7 separate regions of the Mus musculus genome follow, and regions 1, 2, 3, 4, 5 and 6 are each linked to region 7. Evidence: chromatin loops called from intact Hi-C (ENCODE). Cell type or tissue: left cerebral cortex. All regions are shown on one strand. Region 1 holds the start of Gm30984 (a long non-coding RNA gene). Region 2 holds the start of Gm46587 (a long non-coding RNA gene). Region 3 overlaps Gm46587 (a long non-coding RNA gene). Region 4 overlaps Stpg4 (sperm tail PG rich repeat containing 4). Region 5 has its middle 26 kb from the start of Msh6. Region 6 has its middle 7.2 kb from the start of Msh2. Region 7 overlaps Ttc7 (tetratricopeptide repeat domain 7).

What was found. Peaks named below come from ENCODE experiments on the same cell type or tissue, not always from the same donor. Only the 100,000 strongest peaks of a DNase experiment are listed, where the experiment ranks them.
Region 1: it touches region 7 in a loop (2.7-fold over the local background); 13 of 42 quality-filtered maps call a loop at or near these places.
Region 2: it touches region 7 in a loop (8-fold over the local background); 41 of 42 quality-filtered maps call a loop at or near these places.
Region 3: it touches region 7 in a loop (5-fold over the local background); 41 of 42 quality-filtered maps call a loop at or near these places.
Region 4: it touches region 7 in a loop (2.4-fold over the local background); 4 of 42 quality-filtered maps call a loop at or near these places.
Region 5: a loop joins it to region 7, with 4 times the contacts of the local background. A loop is called at or near these places in 2 of 42 quality-filtered maps.
Region 6: a loop joins it to region 7, with 6 times the contacts of the local background. A loop is called at or near these places in 16 of 42 quality-filtered maps.

Annotation. Positions count from the first base shown.
Region 1 is chr17:87,528,798-87,532,797 of GRCm38, forward strand. Gm30984 (a long non-coding RNA gene) reads right to left here and starts at 2,299. Exons shown (of 2, transcript XR_877095.1): 1 at 1,885-2,299. In left cerebral cortex, a CTCF peak has its summit at 1,810 (motif pointing left); DNase peaks (open chromatin) are centred at 1,852, 2,877, 3,579 and 3,989; H3K4me3 peaks cover 1,793 bases; H3K27ac peaks cover 2,879 bases.
Region 2 is chr17:87,569,462-87,573,461 of GRCm38, forward strand. Gm46587 (a long non-coding RNA gene) reads right to left here and starts at 1,296. Exons shown (of 2, transcript XR_001782168.1): 1 at 562-1,296. In left cerebral cortex, a CTCF peak has its summit at 2,356; a DNase peak (open chromatin) is centred at 2,323; H3K27ac peaks cover 1,009 bases.
Region 3 is chr17:87,561,536-87,565,535 of GRCm38, forward strand. All of the region lies in intron 1 of Gm46587 (a long non-coding RNA gene), which reads right to left. Among named protein-coding and RNA genes, the nearest start is that of Gm46587, 7.2 kb to the right of the region's middle. In left cerebral cortex, no CTCF peak of the experiment used is centred here; a DNase peak (open chromatin) is centred at 2,043; H3K27ac peaks cover 523 bases.
Region 4 is chr17:87,415,801-87,419,800 of GRCm38, forward strand. The region is part of intron 3 of Stpg4 (sperm tail PG rich repeat containing 4); the gene reads right to left. Among named protein-coding and RNA genes, the nearest start is that of Stpg4, 9.9 kb to the right of the region's middle. In left cerebral cortex, no CTCF peak of the experiment used is centred here; no DNase peak of the experiment used is centred here.
Region 5 is chr17:87,947,049-87,951,048 of GRCm38, forward strand. No RefSeq gene overlaps it. Among named protein-coding and RNA genes, the nearest start is that of Msh6, 26 kb to the right of the region's middle. In left cerebral cortex, a CTCF peak has its summit at 2,125 (motif pointing left); a DNase peak (open chromatin) is centred at 2,120.
Region 6 is chr17:87,663,321-87,667,320 of GRCm38, forward strand. No RefSeq gene overlaps it. Among named protein-coding and RNA genes, the nearest start is that of Msh2, 7.2 kb to the right of the region's middle. In left cerebral cortex, a CTCF peak has its summit at 2,300 (motif pointing left); a DNase peak (open chromatin) is centred at 2,303.
Region 7 is chr17:87,313,519-87,317,518 of GRCm38, forward strand. The region is part of intron 5 of Ttc7 (tetratricopeptide repeat domain 7); the gene reads left to right. Among named protein-coding and RNA genes, the nearest start is that of Gm52284, 8.5 kb to the left of the region's middle. In left cerebral cortex, CTCF peaks have their summits at 1,632 (motif pointing right) and 3,094 (motif pointing right); DNase peaks (open chromatin) are centred at 1,247, 1,647, 1,927, 3,082 and 1 more place; H3K27ac peaks cover 1,113 bases.

The DNA of each region.
Region 1 (4,000 bases), 220 kb after region 7:
AAAAACACAGGCAAAACACTCTTTTCCTTCAATGAGACACCGTTACTTTTCCTTCCCACAATTCCCTCTCCTAGTGCAGAACCATAAAGCTCCGCTGGGTCCGCCTACCCTTCTGAGGCCTAAGCCAGAAAGTGCAACTTTTCCTTTTTTTCCTCCCCACAAACCCCTCTTTTGATGCTAGCCAGAACCTAGGAGAGCTTTTTGTGACAACTGTGGGCAACTGTCCCTGCTCTTTTTGTAATGCCCTGTCTCCCCCCCCTTACCTACCCCCCCACCCCCGCCCCCGTCCCCGACCCCTCCACACCAGCTCCGGTGGAACTCTCTCCACCTCACCGCTTCCTCTATGCAGCTGCTGGCGTTTACAGCTTGCCTGCCTTGGGATGTTTTTCTTTTCAACTCTAATAAAAATTAACCTCAACCTTCTACTTGAATCCATTCTTTAATCCTTTTGTTACTGAGACCAAGAACCCTAAGAGGGGACACTGATTTCCTCAGAGTCGTGAGGATACAAATGCAAGGACACCTGTACAAGAACAGGTCCGAGGGAGCGTGCGCTTCCGGTCAGAGCTGGGAAGACTCAAAGTCAAAGAGGCTTCCTGGAGGAGCCCAATGGGACTCGAAGCTGCTGTCTGGCCTGGCCGTCGGAAGCCTGATAGGGAAGAGGGGACAGGAAGCTCCGGGGAAGAACAGATCAAACAATGTTTTCTCAAGTAGATTTAATGTACACCACAGGCAATGTGCCGAGTATCTTAAGATAGGGTGAGGGAGGGACAGTTCTTGGCCAGAATCTCTAAACAAAGATTAAGAGGAGAAAAATAGTTTATTAAAAGTGTGGCACATGGGAGGTAGGGGGAGGAATGACTTCTACAAAGAGCAGTGCAATTTTAGGACAGGGGAAAGGCCGAAGACACAAGAACTAGACTCTTTAGAGGCAGAGACTGTGAAAGGAAAATCAGATTAAAAACAGGAGACAAGGGCTCCTCAATCTACGCTTGCTGCGTAGATTCCTCTGGTGCCACCTCCGGGTGGACGAGGGTCTCAAGTGTCTTCCATGATACCACTTTCCTGGTAAAGCAGAGAACAGAGACACCCATGTACATTTCCATCCAGCTTTTAGGCAAATAGGGGAGGGACCGTCCTCCTTGCATCTGATCGTTTACTCAAAATAATCCTTACGCTTAAATGGCGTGTGCCCCGGTGGTGGTGGTGGTGGTGGTGTGCTCTGCCACCCTTCAATAGGATGGGAACAGCCTCAAGGCTATGTAAGGGGCTTAGGCCAAGCACCTAGTGAGGCCCTTTGAGCAGTGAACAAGCCTGTGGTAAGGCCTGGCCTTGGGGCAGGGGTGAGGGGGATGTGGGGGAGTGGAGATGGAGGGAGACAGGAGGATGAGAGGCGACGCTCCTAAGCAAAAAGTCCTTTCATTTAACTCAAATAGGACTGACTGGTTCCTATCGCTCGCCAGGGTCTGAAAAAGTAAATAGGGCCCGAGTCCTACTCCAGGGGTCCCTAGCCTAGTGCTTAGTCCCAGGACTTTGTGGCCATTAGTGGTAGGGCAGGGGGCGAAGGAGGCTTGCTCTGGCATCTCTCCTGCCACAAACTAGCGGATCCTCACGGTCCTGACAATCGTCCCCTGGCTCTCACCCTGACCTACCTCTCTCTCAGCCACACCTAGAAGGAAAGGGTTGGCCAGAGAGAAGGGACTAGGGTGACCTTCCGGCAAATACACCTTGGGCTGCAGTGGGGAGCTGGGCAGGCGACGGCCGAGGGCCTGGAGCCCTCCCCGGATTCAGCAGCTCCCCTGCGCCCCCTGCCGGCCACCGGACGCACTCCACGCATCGCCGCCCCACCCTCCCGGCTTCAGCACCCCCTCCCCCACCACCTACCTCGGCTCCCGGGATAGGTTGGGGAGGGAGGGAGCCTTCCATTGTTCGGGGAGTGGAGGCGTTTCCGGAAGTTCCCTACCTGATGGGGACAACCGGGGACGTCCCCAGGCCAGAAATTTCTCCCTTTGGAATTCCAGAGGGGTGGGGAGGTGACGTTCTTAACGTTTATTGGTTATTAATGGGGTGCATTTCCCGGGCGAGCTAGGGGAAAGAACTTGGAAAGTGTCAAGGACTGAAGTCATTCATTTTTCTCAGTGAGGCTTTTAAATTAGTCCTCGTGTGTATGTCAGGACACGCCTGAAGAGGACTCGGAGCCAACTGTTGTGCCCTCGGAGGGCTAAGGAAAGGCTGTATTCTCCGCCCTTCCTTCATCTCTAGGTAGTGGAGCCACCATCCTCCAAGAAGTCTGCCTTATTCTTCATTACCTCTGTTACAGGCAATGTCAGTGCCTCGCTTTGGTAGGTCAGGATTCTCTGCTCATTTTTGGTAAATTTTTTTTTCTGTATCTGCAAGAGTCTTAAGCCCATCATTGTGTCCAGGGGCAGAAAGCCCTATCCGTGTGAGGCTGATATCTAGGGAGGAGAAGGGCACAAACAGAAAGAGCATCCCATTTCCTGTCCAGTCAAGGAGAAACTCCCAGTATCCCCCACGGTCCCCGTGAATTTGGCCCCACATACCCGAAGATCTTCGTGAGTACCCCGAAATCTGAGCCCTGGACGGTTTGCTCTCTGAAAGGTATCCAGGACGCCACTTAAGATCACGAGGGCTTTAAACCTCGCCAGTCTCTCCCTTTCAATGGCTCCCTATTTCCCTTACAAGAAAAGCCGAGCTGCTGGCCACTCACAAGGCCTCCCTGCTGCGTCCCCCATTCACTTCTCTCTAGTCACATTGTTTCTACCCTGCTATCCCTTAACTACGACGGAAATCAGCCTGGGCTCTGGCCCTAGGCAGCAGATCCAGGGAGCGAGCCAGAGTGGCGAGTGTTGTGATAAAGTCCACGTGAGTGCTCAAGGGAGGATAAAAGCCACTCTGGAAATAAATAAAAAAGGAAGCGTGAGTCAAAGAGATGGGTGGGGAGAGAGAAAGGCACTCCAACGGGGAGAACAGGGAGTGGCCTGGAGGCCGGCTGCACCCCAGTCCAGATCGGAGACAAGGACGGCAGAGAGCACGTTTCGATTCTGAGAGACTTGTTAGAGCAATGATAGCTGATTCCTCAGTGCTCCACGAGGCCTGAGAAGTCAGGGCCAACAGTCTGCTTCTAACCCCTGAGAGGGCATAGTATGAACTTCTGGCGTGTTGTCTCATCCCCCAGTCCAGTCGTCCCTGTCCACCCCCCACCCCCCAAAGGCTGGAAATAGTAGAGCACCTCTGGGTGATCCAACTGGGGTCCCGGCATCCTACTGCCTCCTCCTACCCTTCCAGTTGCTCAAACCCCTGCCTGAGCTGCAGAGGGTCAGAAAAAGTCCTGTGTCACACATCTCCATTGCCTTGACCAGGAGGAAAACCAAGTTTCAAAATGGCCTTATTTTGCAATCTGACTCAAAAGGGTGTGGAGTGGAAAATTATAGACAGCAGCCACCAAGGGACTTTGGCTTAATATAACTGGTGACCTGGGAAACGGCAGAGGCAGAAAATAATTTCTGCCTTCTCGGATTGAGGGACAGGGAGGGCTTTTCGAAGCAGAGTCAAAATAAAGACTTCCTTCGAGCCGAGGAAGCTCGAAGGAAGCAGGTCAGAGGATAGCCCTCCCACTTCCTTGCGCCTCCCTCTCCAGCTTTTCTTCATGCTTTCTGCTCCTTCGCCCCCTTCCCATCCTACCCTCTTGGCTTTCCAGTCTTTTCTTATCTCCGCTTCTTCCACCCCACCCCCATGCCGCCCCCGCCCCTGCTCGCTTCCCTCCCTCCTCCCTTTGATCTGTTCTTTCAGCTTCAGCAGCAGATACTTTAGCTCCTAACCACTTATTAACAGCGAAAAATCATAAATCTTATGCAAATATCAAATGAGCACCTGTCAGCGACTGTCTGTAACCCATCAATTAGTGAGGGATCCAGAAACACGCTACAAACAGAAGAATCCCTAAGCAGACCTTCTGATGCGATACAATTTGCCACTTGAG
Region 2 (4,000 bases), 260 kb after region 7:
TTGGGAACAGGAAGCTCTCTTCCCAGGGCCCCAAAGTCCCAATGTGGTGGTAGCTGTTTTCCACCCAGGAGCTCTCTCCATGGGGTGCCTGGCCACACCCACTTGCTCACATGCTTTCTGGGGGGGGGGGCGCATTTACATCATCCTTGCTAGCTGCAGCAGGAACACATTTACATGTAACCTTCTAGGGCTATTACCTAGCATGACCCAAGGCTGGGATCTCAAGGTGTTGACAGAAGACCCAGAGGTCTCACCTTATTAGACCTTGCAGAGTGACCTCGGAAGTCTATCTCTGGTGTGAATAGTCACAATCAGGTTCCCTGTGGAACAAGAGACATGGTGCCCAAGACCGCTCACTGTGAATGACACACACTCAGAAAATAATGCCCCTGAACAAGGTAAAGGTGAGAATCAGATGCATGTGACATGCCCACGGGGTTTAAAGGACATCTGATAACTTTAAGTCCTCAAGAACAGAGACTGCTGTCAAACCCTCTGATGACCGAAGTGCCCCAGTCGTGAGTCTAGAATAGGCAAATGTTTAGTGAGCAGAAAATTTACCTAGTATGCAAATCCCAAGCAGGTAGGTTGGGTGTGGCAGCAGATAGGGAAAATCTGGAACCCCTGGTGTGACTGAGAGGGCGTTGGAGTCAGGAGAGTCCCAGCCACGGGCAGAGTTCATGCTTGCCCGACTTCCCTGGAACAGGCTGAGCTCCAAGCTCCCGGCCGCTCTAGTCTGGAGTATCTGGAATGGGAAAGCACCACATAGTTTCTGCCTAATCGCTATTTACTCTCCTGGGGTTTCAGAGAAAGGGTGAATCAGGGAGCTGGGAAGAAAGGGTAGGACAACCGCGCTTGGGGTTCAGAGCCGCAGCAGTGTTGTATAGATTTTCTTGTCTGAGCATGGTCAACCCAACCAGTCCTCAGCCCGCAAAATCAGCTGCTGTCCATTGCGCTGGGGCCTTGCCTTGTCTGAGTCCTGCAGTTTGAAACAGCAGGTTCCACATCCGAGAAAAGGGAGTCTTGGGCCCTGTTTCTGCTGTGCTTCCTCGTGCTCTGGACAATGCCGAGTCAAATCATAGGACCCTGGAATGACCGGCCCGTACTCCCCGCTTCCCTGTCTATGCCAATCATGATCGACCAGCTAGCGTTCTAAAGATGCTACTGCAGGCCCAACGTTAGCGTCAACCTGTGGAGACAACCAGATGATCATAACTCTGTGGCCAGTGGCGAGCATCCAGAGTTTACAGGGTATTTATCCACTTTTCAGGGATGTGAGAGGAATAAAGTCTAGGAAACGGCTTCTTCTGCATCAGCTTGAGTGACGTAATAATGTCCCTGTTTGCTGTGCCTGGAAGTATTTGCCCAAGGATAACAGCACTGTGTAGAACATGCTGCCACGTGGACTGCCCTTTGTAGGTCGTACAAGCATGAGGGAAGGGAAGACAAGGAACACTACGAGTCCCTTGCTGTGTGCCAGCTGTACGTTGGTGGCTCCATCTCGCTAACAGCCGGTGTGGGACAGCAGCATCCTCCATCTCTGGGATGGGCTGCAGGTCCAAGAAGTGCTGAAGAGCTGTGGCCCAGGTGCTTGCCAGCCAATGGGGAAGCAGAGAAGCGACAAAGCCGGTTGGGGGAGGGAGCTTAGGAGTGCAACTTTCCCCCCTGGAAGCTACAGGAGCCATTGAACGGCTGTGGCCTGTGGCGAAATGGCTCCTGTAGCGAAAGGCATTGGAGCAGATGCTCCAGACAGCCCTCCAGCAGCTGTGCAAGCCGTGACATAATGAAAACCAGAGAGCGTCGTCCGGAAGGGCATACCTCTGTCCTTGCTCATACAGAAGAGAGGTCTCTGGGCTCCAGGCTGGCAGTTCAATAACCCATTTTACAATTTTAGATCCAAGCCAGTGGCCCCCAGTTTTAATTTAGATTATTGAAAGATGGTAAATTGGGCCAGGCGAGTGAGAGGCACTAGCGGCGTGGGCACAGCGCTGGCAAGCTGCTGCTAGGATGAGTTCAGTCATGACATTGAGGTCGGGAGAGCAGATCTAAGTCTGAATTTAGCTCGGCCGTTCACTCACTGGTCATGAGTCACTGGAAACATCATCTAATCGCTCTCGTGTGCTTTTATTTCACCATTGGAATATGTTTCATAGCGAGACAGTGTCTCATAGAACCAGAAACAACGAAAGAAATGCCTCACCGCCCCTCTCTTGTATGATCGTTGCCTACTGTTTATATAAGCCGGCACATTCTTGCCGTTCAGTAAATGCTAGGCAAGAGTCATCCTGTGAGCCTGATTGCATCACCGGCATGGCATCATCTGGTTGTCCCCTGTGGAGCAATACTGCCGCTCAGTGGATGAATGTGGGATGGCAGGTAGCAAAATGTTTCTGCCCCACCCTTCATTCCACAAGGACAGGGAAACTCCGAGCCTGCTCAGGAGGCTGTTTTGTCCCTGATACTAAAACAAAAACAAAAACAAAAAACCCTTCAATCCCTGTGAGTTTTGAACCTTGAGCTAAAGAAAGAACACCACTTATTTATTTATTTATTTATTTATTTTTAAATTTTTGAGATAGGTCTCACAATACAGGTCGGTCCATCTGGCTTTAAACACTCAATCCTCCTGCCCCCGCTTCCAAAATGCTGGAATTAGAGATGTGTGCCAAAACTTGTGGTGAAATCACAATCTTAACTAGTCTGGGAACAACTTTCTAGACTTGGCCATGTCCTGCAGTGCCCCCTGCCCCATGTGCCACTAACAAGAACCTCTGAGAGGTTGAACATGAAATGACAAGAACCAGGCATTCTAAAGCAAACACAGAAGAGAGGTATAGGACAAGCACTGCTAAGAAACGTTGGTGGGAACCATCAGGTCTCAGTTGGAACACAATAACCAGAGAAGAGAGCAACAACAACAACAAAAAAAAAGCCCACCAACTATCTACCTGGGGGCGGAGGAGGGAGGGCATTAGCCTTTAATGCTAGCACTCAGGAGGCAGAGGCAAGTGGATCTCTGAGTCTGAGGGCCATCCTGGTCTACAGAGTGATTTCCCAGACAGCCAGGGCCACACAGAAAAGCCCTGTCTTAAAACAACAACCAAAGCCAGGCTGTGGTGGCGCACGCCTTTAATCCCAGCACTTGGGAGGCAGAGGCCAGCCTGGTCTACAGAGTGAGTTCCAGGACAGCCAGGGCTACAGAGAGAAACCCTGTCTCAGAAAAACAAACAAACAAACAAACAAACAAAACAAAAACAACAACCAAGCATAAAACAAAAGAAATAAGAAGGGAGAAAAGGATATTAACAAAATCACCTAAGGATATATTGCAGTCTGCAGGAAGGGCCTGAAGTTGAGGTTACAGGTGCTAGCCCCACCCAGGACTAGATAAGCCACAGTCCTTGGTGCTTCCGGAGGCCCTGGTCTCTATGGTTCCCAAAAGTGGGGGCAGCAGAGGGCCCACAAGGATAGGACACCACAAACTATCTTTGAGCAAACTGGAGTAGTACATAAAAACCACAGGGCAAGGATGAAGACAAGAGCTCGGCCAGTAAAGGCTCTTGTCGCCTGAGGACCAGCGTTAGACACCATAACCCACATGGGGAACAGAGGGGGACCAACCAAGTCCTGCCAGGTGCCCTCTGACTTCACACGTGTACTACTTCACGCACATATGCACACACATGTACACATGCAATTAGTAAATGTAATTTTAAATAAGCATCGTGTATTGTTTTTAGCGTTCTTGTTTGAGATGAAACTTTAGGAAAACACTGCTTCTGTAGGCAATTTTGACTTCTTCAGTTGTGTTAAGGTTTCTTCTCTCTCTCTATCTTTCTCTTTATTTCTTTTCTTCCTTTTTTTGAGAAAAATGAGTCAAATTATTTGTTCATTTCTTGTATCTGAAGTTCCTTTCTATAACATCTTTGATCTGAGATTCTTTGCCACAGTCTTTCACCCCGGCACAATTGCCACCAACCGCTTTACAGAGTCCCCACCC
Region 3 (4,000 bases), 250 kb after region 7:
AGCACATACTGAATACTGACAGAGCAGCCCTATCCCAGAACTTCGTCAGGACAGACCCACGGAAGCACAGTTGCCTGGACGTACTATAGATTCTATCTGGGAAAGCATGGAAGCAAGGCAGAAGGCCGTATCAGATTCAGGGTTCGCTGACCAGGCTGGGTTCTACCGTATGATCTGACATCCATCAAGAATAAATTGAAATTTGAATGCCAATGTTTGTTGCAGGAGGCACAAAATCATGTCTGAGAACAATTCAGGGAACAAAGTGCCCTCTGCCTTTTCTCCTGGAGCCTCGCTCACAGTTCCCCACAGCACTGCTCACGATGGTAGTCCTTTGACGTGGCAACAATCCTTCCTGCAATGAGCACCTGTGACTGTTTCCTGGTAAGCCTAGACCAACGATGACGAAGCAGCCAAGAAGCTAGTGTTCTGGCCTAGTTTCATCTCTGTCATGGTCTGTTTGTCATGTCTCGTGCCTTTGGGTATGAGTGGATCCCAGGGTGATCTCCTGTGGGAAGCCACAAACGCCATTACAAGATGGCGCTGGCTACCACTGGCCACCACCCATGATTATGGGTAAACAACCAATGTGCGCACGTGCATAAGAGTTTTTTGCCTAGTCACTGCCTGGCCCGACGCATATTAATGAGGTACTGGTAGCATAACCAATCAGGTATGGACACGTCACTCCTAGGCCTATATAAGCAGCGCCATTTCTGGGGCTCGGGGTCTTTCGCCTACGCCGTCCATGCTCTCCCAATAAACGTGTTGTAGAAGGATCCTGTTGTGGCGTCTCACTTGCTGGCAAGTCAGGCGTCCCACAATCTCCTCTTTACTACTTAATTTATTGATTATTCAGTGTTAGGGATCAGAACTAGAACTCCACAGAAAGTAAATACTTTAACCTGCTCTACACTCCTCTCTCTCTCTCTCTCTCTCTCTCTCTCTCGGGAGGGTGGCAAGACAGGATTTCTCTATGTAACAGAGCCCTGATTTTTCTGGACTGACTCACTTGTAGACCAGGCTAGCCTCGAGCTCACAGAGATCTGCCTGTCTCTGCCTCCTGAGTGCTGTAACTAAAGGCATGCACTGCCACCAACGCCTCTGCCACCACCACCACCACCACCACTTAGCTTGAGTTCTCAAAGGATCCTGATGGCAGGAAAGAGAAAGAAGGGGGAGGGGCAACTGTGTCCAAAAGATCCAATTAGTTCAGGGCCACAGGAGTGACTTCTCAGTACAGTGTACAACCGTTACCGTATGTGTGAGCCAGAGGTAAGGTGGATGTCTAATGGTAGGCTGGGCCCTGACTTGGGGCTGGAGTGTCTGTTCCCATGGGTCAAAGGTTGAGCCCTTTCCTAGGAATCACGTATTTACTCTTTGACTCATCCAGCAAATATCTCATTCCTTGAAGCTACAGATATTTATTGAGCATCTACTATGTTCTAGTATAGGCACTGAGGATGTAGCAGGGACCAGACACATGAGAAGTAACACAGACGGATGAAATAGTCAGTAGATTAGACAGTGCTAAGGAGAAAAACCAAGTCTAGAGGAGGGTAGCAGACGCAAGCCTTCATCCTACGAAAAGCATCTCAGATAAGCAAATTGACACTGCAGTGAACACCCAGTTAAGGAACTGAGGATTGAGTCATGCAGGAGTCTGGGGAAATATTTGTTGAGGTCCCAAAGAATTTCTACCTCTGTGGGCAGGTGGGGGGTGGGGGGTGGGGAGAGGAGGCTGGGCCCTGGCAAAATTCCAGCCAAAGGCCACCAGAGGAAGGAACACCTAAGCTAGGTTTCCATTGCACAAGGGCACTGTTAAGTGTGTCGATCCTGTGTTAGGAACAAAAGCCGAGGGTCTTCACAAACTATGCCCAGGAAATGGGAGACGTTTTGTGTCAGGATCATTTTTCAGCTTCATGGTTTTTTTTTTCTTTTTCCAGAAGACTATTTTTATAAATTACTGATCATAGCATAATCTGAGCCCTTAGCAACCGTCTGGTGTTCATGGTTTCCAAATGTGGTGAGAAAAAGAATCCTCTGAACTGCTTGGATGAAGGATACTGACTTCAGCCTGCCCCGGTGGCACACGCCTGTCATCCTAGCTACTGAGGATGCCAGGGAGGGAGGTGGTAAGATAAAGGCTCACCTGGACAACTATGTGGAGAGACTCTTTCAGTGAATAACTATAAAATGTTTGTCAGAGTACTTGACTAGGCAAGCATGCAGACTCAGATCAAGTGAGTCTGCAGTACCAAAGTGAAAAAAGACCCTATAGACTCCACCTCAGCCTTGGTCAAAGTTCCAGCCCTTGGCGGGAGGTGGGGGGAAGGGGTGGGCTGAGGCAGGAAGATAGTGAGTTCTAAACCATCCTGAGATAGACTCTGTCTGCAAAGACTAGACCAAACTAAACAAACCTGGATTCTAGCCATCACCCCAGCCCTGTCCCCAGAGGGCTCTGGATTCTGGCTGTCACCCAGCCCTGCCCCCAGAGGGCTCTGGGGTCTGCATGTTTAGCCAGCACCCTAGGTGACTCCACTCCAGGCTGTTTGGGAGGCTCAGAGAGTGTTTACAAACAAGGGAAAGGAGGCCTGGTGAGAGGCATGTCTTGCCCAAGGGAGAACTGGTCAGTCAAGCAGGGCTGGGAGTGATACTTCAGTTTCCCAACTCCCTCTGTCTGTGACTGTTTTTATTTTCACACAACACAAAGATAGCCTGTGATATTGGAACAGATGCCAGGCCGGGCATTTGTTAAGATATGCCAGTAATAAAGGACATAACAATTACTACCTTTGAGAGCTGAGTGCCCTAGTTACAGTCTGTAAGGGAATGCTTGGTTCTGTTTATGGGGCCCAATAAAATGATGAATAATATGTGAGCTAACTGATTTGGTAAGAAAAGTTTTTTCTCACACAATTTTTATTTTTGTTTGTTTGTTTTTCAAGAAAGGGTTTCTCTGTGTAGCTCTGATTGTCCTTCCTAGAACTCGCTCTGTAGACCAGGCTACCCTCAAATTCAGAGATCTCCTGCTTCTGCCTCCTTAGCACTGTGAGCAAAGGTGTGCCTACCACCATACCACCCTTTTATTTATGATTTATTTACGTGTGTGTGTGTGTGTGTGTGTGTGTGTTATGTGTGTTATGTGTGTGTGTCCACAGAAACCAAACAAGGGCATTGGCTCCTCTGGAACTGGAATCAGACATGGTTGTGAACTGCCTCGTGAGTGCGGGGGATCTAATCTGGGTCCTCTGGAAGAACAACCAGGGCTCTTTTTGTTGTTGTTGTTTAAGAGTTTATTTTATTATTACCTTTTCATCTTCTGGGTGTGAGTGTTTTACTTACACATATGTCCGTGTACATACATCCCTGGTGCCCTCAAGTCCAGAAGAGGATGTTGGATCCCTGTTACTAAAGTTACCATGTCGGAGCTGGGGGTGGAACCTCTAGACCCTCTGGTAAAGTATCCAGGGCTCTAAACCACGGATCCACCCTTCCATCTCCATAAAAGTTGTAAATTACATTTTATTCACTGTGTGTGTATATATATCTGCATGTGTATTTGTATGTGTGTGTGTCTCTGTCTGCCTGCATGTGTGTTTATGTGGTGTGTGTGTGTGCGCGCGCGTGTGCACTTGCTAGGTTTTTATATCAACTTGACACAAACTAGGGTCATTTGGAAAGAAGACTCTAAACCGAGAAAATGCCTCTATAGGATAGACCTGTGAACACACCTGTTGTGATTTTCTTGATTGATGGTTGATATGGGAGGGCCCACTGTGGGTGAGGTCACCTCTGGACTGATGGTCCTAGGTGCTATAAGAAAGCAGGCTGAGCAAGCCATGAAGAGCAAGCCAGTAGGCAGGACTCCTCCATGGGCTCTGCATCAGCTTCTGCCCCAAGTGCTCTCTGTAACTTCCTTGGATGGTAGACCATTTAGCTCTCCTTCCCTCCTCAGGTTGCTTTTGGTCATGGTGTTTCATTACAGCGATAGAAACCA
Region 4 (4,000 bases), 100 kb after region 7:
GTGTGTGTGTGTGTGTGTGTGTGTGTGTATGTGCATGCATGTGTGTATGGCATGTGTGTATGTGTGTGTGAGTGCATGTGTTTAGGTGTGTGTGTGTATGTGTGAATGTATGTGAGAGAGATCTAGGTAGTGCGTGTGTGTATGTGCATGCATGTGTGTATGTGTGTGTGAGTGCATGTGTTTAGGTGTGTGAGTGTGTGTGTCTGTGTGTGTGTGTGCAGGAGTAACTCGTGCACACACCTCGGCACATGTGAAGGGGTCAGAGGACAACTTTCAAGAGTCAGCTATCTTTTCAGCCCTGGAATGCAAGAATCCAATCTAGGCTGCCAAGTCTTGAGCTCCTGGGATGACCGCACCCTCCCCTTCTAACCAGGTACCTCCGTGTTCCAGCAGGGATGCCCCCTGGGCAACATCACCAAATTCATTTCCTTTCCCATTTCCAAGCTAACGAGCAACACAAACTCGAATCCAGGCAGAAGCTCCAGGCTGTTTTCAACTTCATTTGTTTAACTGTGATTTTCACGGACATAGTCCCAAGCTAGGAAGTACACGAGAGAGGCTCTAAGCTGGAGAGTAAGCACGCTGAGGATACAAACAAGCATTAGCTGGATTTTTTTGTTTTGTTTTGTTTTGTTTTTTCGAGACAGGGTTTCTCTGTGTGGCCCTGGCTGTCCTGGAACTCACTCTGTAGATCAGGCTGGCCTCGAACTCAGAAATCAGGCTGCCTCTGCCTCCCGAGTGCTGGGATTAAAGACGTGCACCACCACTGCCCGGGTCGATTTTTTAAAATTATTATTATTGAGAAAGAACACAACTCACAACTCACACACTGAAAAAAACTCAAGCACTTCAGGAAGATGAAGGATGACTCTCTTTGCCCCCCTCTAGGCCTACTCCCCAACCGTGAGCCACCATTAATGACTATACTAAGGGAAAGAGAGGCGATCAGACCGCACAGAAGTGCACATTCATCGTCACTCGTGCAAGTGGATTAGGCTGTAAAATTCATTTACATTAACTTCCTTCATTTAATAATAACCTAAGGTACTCTGACATCAACGCCTCATTGTTTTGAATGGGGTGCTTCACGTATGCTGTCTCATGGATGCAGGAGGATCTAGTATTTATATCAATCCTCTAATTAAAGAAATGCAAACAACACTACCATGTGAGATGAGGCTGCAGATGCTACTAATGTGAGCTCGCTCCCTAAACAACCTAACTTGGCATTACCATAGTTAAAGCTCCATATAGTTCAGATATGTCTAGGTTGCCGAGTTGCCTTACAAACCCCCTTGCCACCTGCTCTTCACATCAGAAATGGCAATACCGTCTTGTTCTTGTCTCCTTCGCACACACAGTTTTTGGTTATCAGGTGAAATTGTCTTATTGTCCTTTGTGATGAGTCGCAGTCGAGTGTCACTTTGTCTTTCTGTCAGTGGTGTATCTTGTCACGAGCTTCTCACTCCTGTCCCCTGCCCAGGACAGAATGTGTGTTTCGATTGCATGGTAAGAGAGCAAGGCTCATTCTCACCCTTGAAGGCAGGTGTACAAGACAGAGTAGCCAACGTTTTCTGGAAGCTATGCATCTTTACAGCAGTGGGTCTGCCTTCTTTTGGGTGACAGACAGTGCTCAGGGCTCAGTCCACTAACTTCTGTCTTGTCATTGTCTGGAAATTGTGACCCAGATAACTTACTGGAGGTGGCTGTTCTGAATTCCCGCTATCACATTTATATTTATGCAAGTCCCCCATTTCTGTTTGAAGTGATAGGGACCATTTACAATGGTGACATTCCTCCTCTGCAGGGAGTGCCACAGCACAAAACTGTCCTGCCATGGGACAGACGGACAGACAAGCAGCAGGAATCGGTTGAATGTGAAGGATATGTCTGCTCATCAGATACATCTACAACTTTGAAAAACGATGTATAGAGAGCTCAAACTATATGGAGAAGGTTCTGGAAAGCCCTGGTTCCTGCTAGTGACAGGTTAGGTTACTCAAATGAATCCTCTGAGTACAGGCAGCTAAGAAGGGAGGGCAAATGCTAAAACAAATTTGAGCATTTAAACATGTGCAGACATAAGTAACAAGGCAGCAAGGATAAGACTCCTACTTGAGACAATGAGAACCAGGGAGATTAAAGGGCCGGATTTAGCCTGGTAATGTTTGCTGGGAACAGACCAAACCAGGCATGGGAGTACACCTGAGTCTGAGGGAACTTCAGAGCCCTAGAAGTATGCAGAGGCCAAAGCCTGGGCCAGCCAATGAGGGGATACGGTGGCCTAGAGGTCCCCACCCATAGGTATTTGAGACCCCCAAAAAGATAGCTCCTGAGAGTCAGCCCTCCCACCTCCCCCACTGGCAAGGGACTGCAGAGGGTTGCCTTCATATCAAGCAGGATCAGAAAGGGGAAAGCCCCTGCTGGGGGGAGGGAAGGTAACCATGGGCTGGTTATTTGCATAGATTCCGTGGGTCTGCTTTACAGGAGCGAGCCACTGCACAGAGAAAGGTGCATTCCCAGCAGTGCGAGCCCAGCAGCTCCCCTGAAGCTGAGAAGGAGAAAGAAAACCTTCTCTGGAAGTGAGACACTCAACCCGGGCCTTGGGGAATTCACAAAAATACACTTGAAGAGCGAGGAGCAACGTATAACAGTCACTGATGATCACACGCAAGTGCCACGAATCCACATGCTGACATATCGAAGGGCTCCGTCAAAGGGCCCTGAGAATCGGAAAAGCGATGTGGTGGAACTGCGAAATACAGAGCAACACGGGCGTGGACAGGGCCAGCAGTGCCGCTTCTACAGACCCATAATGAGTTCCCTAAGGAAGAGATGGAGCAAGCAGTTCCACTCCCAACATGCCTGTTAGCTGTGAGAAAAAGTGGTTGGAGGCCACGCACCTCCTCCCTCACTGGGGATATTTGGCAATGTTTAGTGACAGTTTTCGTTATTAAAACCTGGTGGGAAGGTTACCAGGGACATCTCCTGTGTAGAGGCCAGTGACAACGTGCAAAATGGCTCTCCAGTCCCAAGACTTGACCTACCTAACATGTCAGGATTTGTCTGAGATTTAGAGGCTTAACATTCACCGTTCAGTGCAAGGGACCAGAGTGGCAGCGGGACTCAAGGGAGACATCGAGGCAGGAGACATGGACTCTGGGAATCTCCACTCTGGGTGTCTGCCACCTGGAGACGGGCTGAGCTCACCGTGCAGTGGGGCAGGGTGGATGGGGAGGAGTATGTGTGTCCCGGCACTCCAAGGTGCCTGAAAAGGCCGAGGAGACGACCAAGACTGAGGACTGGAAAGTGGCGTCAGAGAGAGAAGGGTGGAGGAGACAGGACAGGCTGGAGGGTGAGGGCGCAAACCAACTGTGAGGCCTGCTGTGTGCTCACTAGTGGTGAAGCACTAGGCCCACTGTGTGCTCCCTGGCGGTGAGGGACTTAAAATGAGATCGTCCCCCTCCACCATGATCACAGCTACCAGAAAGGCAGTGAGGTTTAACCAAGGTGTGGCTTTGCCAAAACAAGCAAGAGATGTCGATGACCATGGGGAACGGGCACCATGACTAACTATGAAGCAGGGGCAATGTAAACTGCATTACGGTGGGAGGGTCCGAGGGTTCCGGTGGGATGGGGGAGGGTCACTAGAGCGGGGCGGGGGAAGAGGAGTCACTTACCTAAGACCATGGAGGGTTGAAATTATGAGTCTTGAAAAAAAAAAATCTAAGGAGTGGCTGAGATAGAGGAGCAGTGAAGAAGCCAAGAAGCCAGGCTGTTGGCAAATCATCGCTAGAGCGCCGAAATCGCTGTGGGGATGGCAGGAAGAAAGTCAAATTCTCTAAGGAGTCAGGAGGGGAACCGTGGGCCAGTGGCTAACTGCAACTTGGGGGAAAGCAGGCCAGGTCGGGAGAGAGATATCCCACTTTTATGTCTCAAAATACCGAAAACACAAACCAAAAGCCACTGGTATGGAAAACTGAGAACGTCATACAATTTT
Region 5 (4,000 bases), 630 kb after region 7:
CCTTCTAATCCTTTCAAATAGTAACCCTCCCTGGTGACTAAGTGTTACCGACTGAATTGATCAACACATGAACCTACAAGGGTTATTCTTATTCAAACTACCACACAGTGCTATCACTTACAAAACTATGTTGGGGGACCCAGAGACAGAGAGAGCTTTTATTGGGAGAGAAAGGGGGAACCTGGAAGCAGACAGAAAGGAGAGTTGCTGTGTGGAGTCTACACCCTCCACAGTATACATCTTTTCTTTTCCACAAGAATATCCTGAGAGGACAGCTGACCTTTGTTGCCCAAGCCACTCTAGTTCCTTAAACAAACACATCATTTATTTCCCTTCGAGTTAAACATTATTCTACTTCTAATTAAAGAACAACACTCCAACACGCTCAGCCCATTTTCTGGTCTTATTGAAGACCATTAGATATATATTAGGTTCTGTAAATCTAGCGAAAACTTACTGATGAGTACATTTTTTACAGTTTGCGATTGGAGCTTCAGGAGCTTGGGCTCTGGCAGCCCCAGAAGGCTAGGATGGATCCTCCATCCATCATATCAATTAAAGGAACATGGTAGAGAAAACAGACAAAAGAGGTTTATCGTCTTTGTTTTCCTTTCGTTTCTCTCTCTCTCTCTCTCTCTCTCTCTCTCTCTCTCTCTCTCTGCAGAGTGTTACTATGTAGCTCTGGTTGGCCTAGAATTCACTATCTAGATCAAGCTGTCTTCAAAGTTACAAAATATCAACCTGCCTCTACCTCTCAAGTGGTAGGATCAAGAGTGTACCACCATGCGAGACTTTTTTTCAATGTGGCCACATTAGGAGACAAAGAAACAGCCCAAGAAAAAGAACAGTGACCCACACATCCATATACAACATACACACAAAGAGTGAATGTGTATGAAGGGATGTCAGAGGACAACTTGGAGGAATCACCTCCTTCCACCATGTGGGTCATCTGGCTGATGGTAAATGCCCCTACCAGCAAATCATTTAGGTTTAAACAGAGGATGGATTCTGGCAAGGGTCAAGGTGCAGCAGTGCGCAGACCTGGCTGGCCTAGAATCTGCTATCTAGATCAGTCTGGCTTCAAACTCACAAAAAATGGATCTACCAAGGTCAGGAGTCTTGATCGAGGTGTGGCCCTGCCTGCCACCCTTTCAGTCTGAGTTCTGCAAAAGTGGTCAGAAGGTCTTATCTGAGGGGACAGGTCAGTTCTCGGGTGATGGCTACCCCCGCGTCCTCTGGAGGAGGGGTCTGCGCACTGAGCTTCTACTTCTCCTGGGAGCCAGGATGACTGCAGGTTTCGGAGCAACTTCAGTGTCCTCTGCGAAAGTAAAGGGGATGGAGACACACGCAGAGATGGCGTCCTGCCTTCAGTCACCTGTGGGCTCACACGAGAAGTCAGGACAAAAGCGGCTTCTCGGGGGCTGTTTCAAAACCGACACAAGGCAATACTGAACACAGCATTCAGCTTGTTCCCACTGACGAGGCCCGTCAGACCTGCCTAGGCCTCATGAGCAGCTGGAGGCCAGAGAGAAAAGCATGACCTATGATGGTTATCTCAGTGAGGACTTGATGAGATTTACTCAGACTGAAGGCCGCAACTTGAGGGTTTGGAGGCCAGAAGTTTGAAATTGTAGGTTATAAACATTGCTATTTGTTTTTAGTTTATTGTAGCTAGGTATGATTGTATACACCTTTAACCCCAGCCCTTGGGAGGCAGAGGCAGACAGACCTCTGTGACTTTAAAGTCAGCCTGGCCTATAGAATGGGCTCTACGTCAGCCAAGGCTACATAGTGAGAACCTGTCTTAAAAACAAAACAAAAACAAACAACCTAAACAAATATGTATTTTTTATTTTATTTTGTATGCATGTGTGTATAACAGAAGTGAGGGGAGATAGAGAATTCAGATGTAACTGTGTCCCTGAGGTTTATTTGACAGCCTTACTTCTATACCCCGAGTTTGATCTCACATTTCTCTCTGGGACCAGGAAAATATAGGGGTGCTGGCTATTTCAGTAGGATGGGGTCCCAGGAGCCCAAACTGAAAGAGCCAAGTGGAGCTTTAGACGAACCGAGTCTCTGGGTTCACGGCCTGGCGAAGGCTGACCCCTGGTGGCTGCACGGAGCCTTGCAGCTGCAGCCTGCTTAACCTGGCTAGGGCTCTTGCAGACCAAGAGTGGTTGTGAGGAAGGAAGCCAGTAAATGAGGCGGGTTTCGAGCCACATGGTGCTTTTCCAAAGTCTCGGCTAGACAACAAGAGGCAAACATCGTAAACTCATATCACTAGCCTTAGGTAATTCAGGAGCAGTAAGGATGCAAGCCTGGTCCTTGGTCCTGTGAAGGCTCGATGCCCCAGTGTAGGGGAATGCCAGGGCCAGGAAGCGGGAGTGGGTGGGTTGGTGAGCAGGGGGTAAGGGATAGGGAGTTTTTGGAGGGGGAAACCAAGAAAGGGGATGATATGTGAAATGTAAATAAACTGGGCAGTGGTGGCGCACGCCTTTAATCCCAGCACTCGGGAGGCAGAGGCAGGCGGATTTCTGAGTTTGAGGACAGCCTGGTCTACAGAGTGAGTTCCAGGACAGCCAGGGCTACACAGAGAAACCCTGTCTAGAAACAAACAAACAAACAGGAAGGAAGGAAGAATCTAATTTTTAAAAAAGTGAATGTTCTAAACAGTATGAAAAACAAACAACAACAACACTGAAAGCCTGGGAAAGAGTGGGTGAGTTGGTTGGTCAGGTTGGTTTGGTTTGGAACTGCCTGCTTGTTTCTTGAGGCTATGTGTCTCTGTGTAACCATGGAAACCTCCAACTTAAAACTTTGCTGAGGTCTTCCGGTCTCAGGCGCTGCGGGAGCCGCGGGTTACCGTGCAGACGTGGCCAAGTCTAAGAACCACGGCACACACAACCAGTCCCGCAACTGGCACAGAAATGACATCAAGAAACCCCGGTCGCAAAGATACGAATCTCTTGAGGGGGTTGACCCCAAGTTCCTGAGGAACATGCGCATTGCCAAGAAGCACAACAGAAAGGCCTGGAGAAGATGCAGGCCAACAATGCAAAGGCAGTGAGTGCGCGCGCAGAGGCCAACAAGGCCCTCGTGAAGCCTCAGGCCATCAAGCCCAAGATGCCAAAGGGCCCCAGCCGCAAACTCAGCCATCGCCAGGGCTTTCATCGCTCACCCCAAGCTTGGGAAGCAGATTCGAAGCTACATGGCCAAGGGTCGTAAGCGCTGCCAACCAAAGCCCAAGGTTCAAACCAAGGCACAGGCCAACGCTCCAGCTAAGACCCAGGCTTCAGCTCCAGCCCAGGCCCCCAAAGGTGCCCAGGCCCCTGTGAAGGCCCCAGAGAAAAGGCTTCTGCCAGTGTGAAGACAGATGGACTGCTGTGACACACCTACCCACACACTATTTGCAAATGACCAGTGTCCTATGCTGCTTTTACAAATAAACTCAGGCAAGATCTGTTTAAAAACAACAACAAACAAAACAAAACAAAACAAAACAAAACCTTTGCTGAGGATGGTCTTGACCGATCCTCTGCCCAACCCCACCCCACCCTACCCCCAGTGCTGGGACTATACAAGTATGTCCCTCCATGCTCCGCTGTAGACTGAGGGATCTGGCATGCCTGTTATTCTGCGTCCATATATGACAGCCTTTCTCTTTAGGCATGGGGCAGGACACCTGGGATATGAGATGCACTCAGATCAGACAGCCTGACAGTACATTCTCAGGATACATTCCTACTGTTAAGAGATAGGTGATTGTACTCAGAAATGCCCACAGGTGCTATATCTTAGGATACTTCATTTTGAACCCCAACAGCTACAAGCACGGCCCACCTGAGTCTGCCTTGGGAGGCCGCTGAGGAGACAAATCACAAAGAGAGGTAAAGAAACATGTCTTATCTCCCCCCGCAGGCCTGAGGAGACTTACCTGCCGGCTCGCTCTTCAGAACTACAGAGGCCAGTCACTTATAAAGTCACTTGGGTGACT
Region 6 (4,000 bases), 350 kb after region 7:
ATCAACCCCCAGCAGTTGCAGTTCAGGGTTTTTAAAGAATAAACTGCAAAGTGAGGGGAGGATAAGACCACAAAGAATGGGGAAGCTGAGTAAACATCATAAGAATGGGGATGGTGAATTACAGCTCATCTCTCATGGAAAGGTTGCAGGCTATCTTTGGCAAACATTCTTGGTCCTTTACACAATGATTCAGGCGCTTGGGTGGGTCACCCAGTGGTCATCATTCTCTCAGGATGAAGGCAAAAGAACAAAGAACTCCATGCTGGGCTTTGTTTTTTAAGAAACACATTGAGTTGGGGTCTTATAGCTTCAAGGTCATCAAAAGCACATCTTGCCTTTGTCTTATTTTTTTAATTTTTTTTTTTTTTTGCAAACTGATGCTTAAGGTCAGGCTGCAGTGGATCACCACTGGCATCCAGTCACTTCCAGCTCATATGCCATGGTTAAATGGTGGAACCGCCTAACTAAAGCGCGGAATGGTCCAGATCCTGTTTCAATACCGGGGAGAGGTTCTGTTTGTGTTTTTTCACAAAAAGAAGATGGAGCCAGATGGCTGCCTGAAAGATTGGTTTGTCAAGTGGACACAGTTCCTGAGTCCTTCTAGTAAGTATGATTCCAATTATGAAGATGACTAAAAATCTTTATCAGCCAGCTGAGTTAATTTGAATCATAGTCTCCACTATACCTGAGAAGTAACAGATTTTTGTAGCTGCCTGCGGCCACACTTAACTGGGTTCCTGAGTGAGAAGCCAGAGCTGTATGGAAGGAAACGGCAAGAGAAATAATGGAGGCCAAGACATGTTTCTGTTCAAGGCCCCCAAAATTTACTAAGAGTCCGTGCTTATAAAGAGGGGAGGCCCATCCCCCACCAACCCATTCTTGGTGCCTGTTGCCAGCCTGTAGGTGATCTGCTAGATGCTTTCTCTGGAATATCTCAAGGGCCTCTCAGCAGGTAGCAGTGTCTTGGAGAAGAGCAGGGGCAGGTGACAGAACAATAGAGCCATCTAAGTTGGAAGGTTCCACACCAGGTGGTCTCATTCTCAGTGCTAATGTGGTCTGAATCAGCCAGCTTCAAGGCTGGGGGAGGCTACAGTTTTTTCTGTTGATTCTCAAAACCACTTCCCCTACTCCAGGAGGCCAGGCCTTGTGTCTGATTGTTCCTAATTTACAACTGAATTGAGTGCTTGGGAAGTCCTGAAGACAGCCTTCATCCTGTTGCTTAAAAGCAACCTTTGACTTTGTATTTCAAGCAGATCAGTTACCTTCATACAGGTTCACCTTCAGCAAGGCTCAGTCATGGAAGTTATTCATCTATGAAGAGATGCATTGAGTGCATATTGCGGCTTTGGTGTGAATGGGAAAATGGTGTGCTATGAGGGCTGGCAGTCAAAGACGGGCAACTGATGATTCTATGACTCTTTTATCAACCTGAGACAGAGGCATGTGCCAAGAGGCCGTGTTTGTTCAAAATAAACACTAGAAGGTCGTGTTTGTGCAAATAAACACAACCAAGCTATACATGGCCTCCAGGACAGGTAAGATTGAACCTAGGCACAGACCACCACCCACCATAATTCCCAGTTGGAAAATAATAATAATAATAATAATATATTAAATAAAAACCAATAATAAGCAAATTTTATGCCCCAGTCCAGCTAATTTTTAATAAATAAAAAAGGAGGAACTGTGCTGTTCCCCCATCCTTGAGCAGGCTGGCTCAGACCTTGTCTGCCAGTTGGCCAGCTCACATAGGGTGGAGTCTTCTGATCTAGGTGAAGTCTATTGTCCTGTCACCTCTGCAGCATCCTGCCACTACCTGCTGAGCAGCTCAGCTTGTCTTCCTGACTAGATCCTGGCAAAGTGGGGGATGGGTTTTCCCCCTTTCAAATCCGACCTTAGAATTAAACACTGAGCCTTGATCAGAGAACTTTGTCTTGGCTCGTTATTTCTCTCGCCGTCTTTCCCATCCAACCCCAGCTTTCCTTTCAGGAACCCAGTAACCCGTGGCCGCTGGCGGTTATAGATCTCAGGGAGTTTGTCTCCATACTGAGTCCCACACCAGCCAGAGAGCTACTTTTCCCCAGAAATCCTTTCTCAAACAAAACAAAACAAAACAAAACAAAAGCATCCTATAGGATTGCAGCAGCAGGGGTGTTGGTGGCCCCATGAACTGGAGGAATCCTGAGGCTGTGAGTGCTAGAAAAGCCACCCATGCTACATCAGCTGGAGGGTGCAATAGCCCCAAACATCTATCAGAACCAGGGAACAACTTTCCCTTGCTGGGCCTCTCTAGCACCCTCTGCTGGTACTGCTTCATATCTACGTGCACATTTGGAATTGGTACATTGAACACACTGAGTTCTGTTCGGAAGCTACCCCTGCTAAGGTGTGTGCCTATGCACGCTCAGTACATGCTCTCCAAAGCCTGTTGTGGTGATGTTGCTTCAGTCCCCACCTAGGATGCTTTCTGTACATTATCTTTGGTGTCTCCTGGTCATTTGTCACTGTATCAATCCTGAAGTGCTACCGTTTCCAGAATCTGTTCTTTGTTTCGTTTCTCTTGCAGGAGGGTCCTGTCCATCTTGCCTTAGTTATCTAGATGAGTAGATAGCAGGTGAACAATCTCCATGTCTCCTCTTCATACTGAGTTCCCAATTGTTTCACATAAGTAGCCTTTAGTGATCTCATGCCTTCCTCCACAAATCCATTTCCTGTCTTCAGTTTTGGGATTAGACTCAGTCTACGCATGCGTACAGGCCTGTGTGTGTGTGTGTGTGTGTGTGTGTGTATGTATGTGTGTGTGTGTGCGCGCGTGTGTGTGTGTGTGTATGTGTTTGTGTGTGTGTGTGTGTGTGTGTGTTTGTGTGTGTGTGTGTGTGTTAGGCAGGTGCTCTACCACTGAGCTATAGCCTCTGCCCCATTTTACCTCAACGGCTTGGTGGCAAAGACCTTCAGCATTTAGGATGTAGGCACCAGAAGGTCCCTGTGAAGTTACAGCCCCTTTGAACTCCAGGGCTACCTGGTGAGACCTCACCTCCAACACTAAAACCCAGCAAAACAAAATCAAAGATGTATTGGTTGCCTCACCAAGAATCTGTTGGGAGCCATTAAGGCAACGCTATTGTCCTGATCTCTGAATTGGGCCTCTCCCCCCAAGAAGAAAAGAGGGTCAAAAGCGGGCCACCGACACACCGCTCTGAGAACAACCACAGATTGTTCCAGCCCTAAGTCAGCGCCGGATGTCCTGACCTCAAGATACCCTGATACCGCCAAGTTCCTGCTTCCCGGTGTAACTGCCTAAGAATGTGCAATTCTATTGCCCCCCTCCCACTGATAAATATTTCTCCTTTTGCTTGTATTGCCCCATCCCTCCCGCTGATAAGTATCTGTACTTCCCCGTTTCCTTGTGCAATTCTACTGCCCCATCCTTCCTGCTGAAAGGCACTTCCCCTTTTGCTTGTGTATTTAAACCTTGGGCCTGGCTAATACATTTTGGGGGTCTTGATACAACTTCAGAACGGTTTCCGTGTCGTTACTCGTACAAGACCCTCGTCTCTCTCTACCCCCCATTTGGTTCTTAGGAGGAGGTCCCCTCGAGACCCTTGAATAACTGGACCTGCTGGACGGGTCAGAATCAAGCCCCAAATAGTCTATGACTTACATTATTTTTAGTCACTAGCTCCATTCTTCATCAGGAATTCATGTTCCTTTAATCTGTCTTCACTGATCACTTTGCAATCAATGTATTATTCTCCCTCTTGCTCAAATTCCACATTGACACCAAAATCATTTGCCTAAAGCTTAGCATACCGTCTCTTGGGAGTTCTGGATATTGAAAACAGAGTTTCACGAATTATTCACTATTTAGGTGAGCAGTCTACCAGCGGACTACATCTCAACCCCTTGTCAGTTACTTTTTTCCCGTGTGTTTTTGAGACAGGGTCTGACTATGTAGCCCTGGCTGGCCTAAAACTCACTCTGTGGATCAGGCTGGCCTCTT
Region 7 (4,000 bases):
ATGGAAATGAATCGTCATTTCTTGTCAAGTAAACAGCCTGGAAGTGAGTAGAAGTCCCGGGGACTCGTGTCCCGGGGACTCGTGGCAGTCACTCTGCCTCTGTCACCAGGACTCATGGCAGTCACTCTGCCTCTGTCAGTTCCCTGTGGCCCCCTGCAGATCAGCCCTGGCTTCTTGTGCTGGCAGACCAGCACAGACTTCCTTGGAGTGGAAGCTGCGGCGCTCTGGACCCACCTGGGCTACAATCGTTTCTCACACTAGCAGCAGCTGTTAACTCTGTGTGACAGGCAGAGAGGGTGTTGCCTTCTGTGCGCTTCTGGGAAGGAGGAACATATACATTCCTCGTCTTACTAAGGAGAAGAGGAAGAAAGGAATCGGTCTGAAGTCGAGGCCATTAGAAAGCATGCAGAGCCTTGGAAGCTGGCGTGGACCTGAGTCCATCCAAGCCCTCCCTCCACCTAACGTTTTGCTCACTATATAATCCTGTGATTACATATAGCTGCCCACAACTGGTCTGCGTTAGCGACCTGAGTAATTATATATTATTGTCCTTTGGCCAAAGCTGTATACTCCTTGGGGAATCACAGGCTCTAATATTGTTCTTAAACAAATGTGTTTAGTCTCCTTAGCCCAAAGTTTCTTTTAAAACTATTTTGGTTTGGGAGACTGTCTTGGCCGTGGTAGGTTTCGTCAACATCTCTGGCCTTTAACCCACTAGATGCCAGAAGCACCCCGCCAAGAATGACAACAACCAAAAATACATCCACGGGCACGGGTGGATGCTGAGGTGGGAAGCAGGCAGCCTCCAGGGGAGACCCATCGTCTTAGCCTAAAGGGAAGACATTCTAGGGTAGAGGGGTAGCTGCATTGGTTATGGCCCTGAACATCTGAGTTCTCGGAGTCTCTGGGAGAGCAAGAGAAAGCCCCTCGGTGTGGGAACTTTCCACACCAGCCCTGACATCACCCAGCAGCTCACTCCCTAAGAGCCCCAGGACCCCCTGTGTACCCTTGCTCTGTGGCTGGACCTGTGAACAGGTTCAGGCGGGGCCAGAGAGTCAGGGAGTGGGCTGCTGCCTGGGATGGGGTGGACTCCAGAGGTGGCTGAGGGGTGTAGGGTTGGAGCTGGGAGGTGCTGCTGTGTAGAAGAAGGTTCCTGTAGGAGTCTTGGGGGTGGAGCCTGAGTCCTGGGGGTGGAGTCTGAGTCCAGGGGTGGAGCCTCTGCTGAGAATGGGGTGGAGCTAAACCAAGGAGGGGCGCCTATTGGTCTCACAGAGCACTCACCTACCCCCCTGCCTTTGCTGCCCCCTGCTTAGTCGGGTCTTGTCCCTGTGCACAAGAGGTGGCATTCACTTGATCCCCACAGCTTCTCTCATATTCTGATCTTCCAGAAACCTCCGCCCCTTTCATGCTGGCCAAGTCTGGTGCCCGATTACTCATATGTCTGAGTGACATTCACTTTTTCCAGGGGCCTTGCCCTGTTGATTTAGCAGCTGATTCCCTCCAGATGGTCCTGTCTTTTGTGTTATGGTAATAGTGCTTCCTAACGGAGCTCAACTAGAAAGCCTGAGCAGAAAAAAACATCCCATGAACAGGATGGGGGCCAGAGAGCCTGCAGCTTCACTTCCCCTCGGAGCCACGAGAGGGCAGTCATGGATTCCAATTGGAGTCCGGCCCCAGGCGGTTCTTTGGTACCTGAGCCTCCGGGAGGGGGCACCTACTGAATGCTGGAGGAGGGCTTTGGTAGCCAACTGGACCTAGAGTCCTGCCTGTAGAGGAGCCCCAGGAAGAAACCTGGGCCTGCAGGGAGCAGCTCCAGGGGTTAGGCAGAGGACTGGGAGGAGGGTAAGGCTCACGACCTGAGCTGGGGAAGCTGGCAGCCCTGTCTCTGACCACAGCAGGCCTGAGAGCCCTCCCTCAGGCACCTGCCAAAAACAGGAACAGGAACAACTCTGCCCCAAAACCCATCACAGGCACGGGGACGGTTTCTTCTCTGGGTTGTTCCCCTTCTTTCTGCCTAGAGCTGGCAGAACCCATTTTCTGCTTAGGTCGAGGTGCGTTTGAGCCAGGTGGTCTGTGTATTTTATCATGCATTGCTTTAATCCCTAAGGCAACAGGTATTTCACACTGCACCCCAAACAAGAGAACAGGTGCTTTCCAAGGGGGTCGCCTCGCTGCTGCCCCTGCCTAGGTGGCTCCTTTAGCCCTGTAATCAATGAATCAGTCAATCAATAAATCAACCCCATTCTCCCAAGTTGCCCTAACTTGTCTGCCGGGAGTAAACTCTGAAGGCGAAGTGCACTTTAGGTTATCAGCGGTGGTCTTGCTTTTAGCGGCCACGTGCGTGTTTGTGTCTGCAGGCCTGGGGGAGGGGTACAAGTTGTTCTCACTGGGTTCAACCTGGAAGGCTCACTAGCAAAGCTTGTGTTGTCTCCCAGTTTTCTGTGTCTGCTTTGGGGGTGGGGGTGGGGGACAGGAGGACCTCTCTGAGGGCACGGCCTGTATCTGTTGTTTGTGCCCACTTCCCCAACGGCGTGAAGTGCTGCCTGACATCCTCTGTCTTTCATGCTCGGCTTGACTGTCAAGGTGGAAGTTTTGGTTTTGAGGCCGGTGATTTGGGTCTGTGGTGAAAATGAGCATCTGGATAATGGTTGAACGTCACCCGACCTTGTCCTCCAGTGGCCTCACTATTCTGGGTACTTGACCAGAGATCCCTCATGGACGTGCCAGCCCTCAAATGGAGACGTCTAACTAGAGTTGTATGTAGTATCCTCTCGACGACCAATTCTTACTAATATATCATTTTATTTCAAATCATACTCTCACCATTAAGCACCTACTGTGTGCAAAACACTTGTTTTTGACGAGTTCCCAGGAAATGAGGTGAACAGCAGGAGGCAGACTACTTATCTGTGGCCGTGGGTGCGATAGTCAGTCAGTCCGATAGTCAGTCAGTCCCTCAGCCTCTCTCGTTTGCTTCATGATGACTGCCAATGACAAACAGTGCAGCTGACCAGGTACTGAGCGTGCAGAAGGCACTTTGTAAATGGCATAGCGAACAAACGGAGTGCCAGGAGCCCTGGAGCACAGATGGCCAGTAGAGGGAAGTGTGAGAGTTTGTGAGAAGACCGCCGTTGTCTTTCTCCAGGGACTCAGAGCTGAAAGTGCTGGGTGTCTGTCGGCCATTGGCCTTGGGCACGTGATGCCCAGAAAGACAGGCATTGTCCAGGCTTAAGTTTTCTATTAGAAGGGGTTGGGGTGCGAGTATTTTATTTAGTTACGTATATTTGCTGGTGTCAGGAGGAATTGCAGGTCCCCTACACACTTGGCAAGTGCTCTACCATGGAGCTGCAGCCTCTCCCACAATAGTAATTTCTTTTTTGAGAGAGAGAGAGAGAAAGAGAGAGAGAGAGAGAGAGAGAGAGAGAGAGAGAGAGAGGATTTCTGTAGCCCTGGCTGTCCTGGAATTCACTCTGTAGACCAGGCTGGCCTTGAACTCACGGATCTGCTTGTCCCTACCTCCCGAGTGCTGGGATTAGAGGTGTGAGCCACTATCACAAGCTCACACTAGTCATTTCTTCAGAGCATTATGGGTATCAGGAGTTCTGCTTGAACTGGGGTAATGAAGCCTTATGAGAAATTTTGAAGGCTGAAAACTGTCAAGGGCTTTGGAAAATGTGCTGCACTGCTGGCTGTGGGGGTAGGGGGACTGCTGTCCTACTACGTCCCACCTTCCTCCTGGAGTCCTATGCTAGCTGAGCTGCTAACACCCCCACCACCCGCCTCTTGGCCAGTTGGACCTGACCTTAGTTGCAATAACCGGCTTCCTGGCTTCTCCTCATGCAGCCCGTTTCTGGGCCAGGGTTTGTTTGAGGCTCTGTTTGGATACTGTTAAAAGTGGGCAGCTTGGCTCACAAAGGTCATCAGGAGAGACCAGAACAAAGAGATCTTTCAAGCTGGCTTCTCACTGGGCAGCCAGAAAGGGCCAGGGAAAACCCCAGCT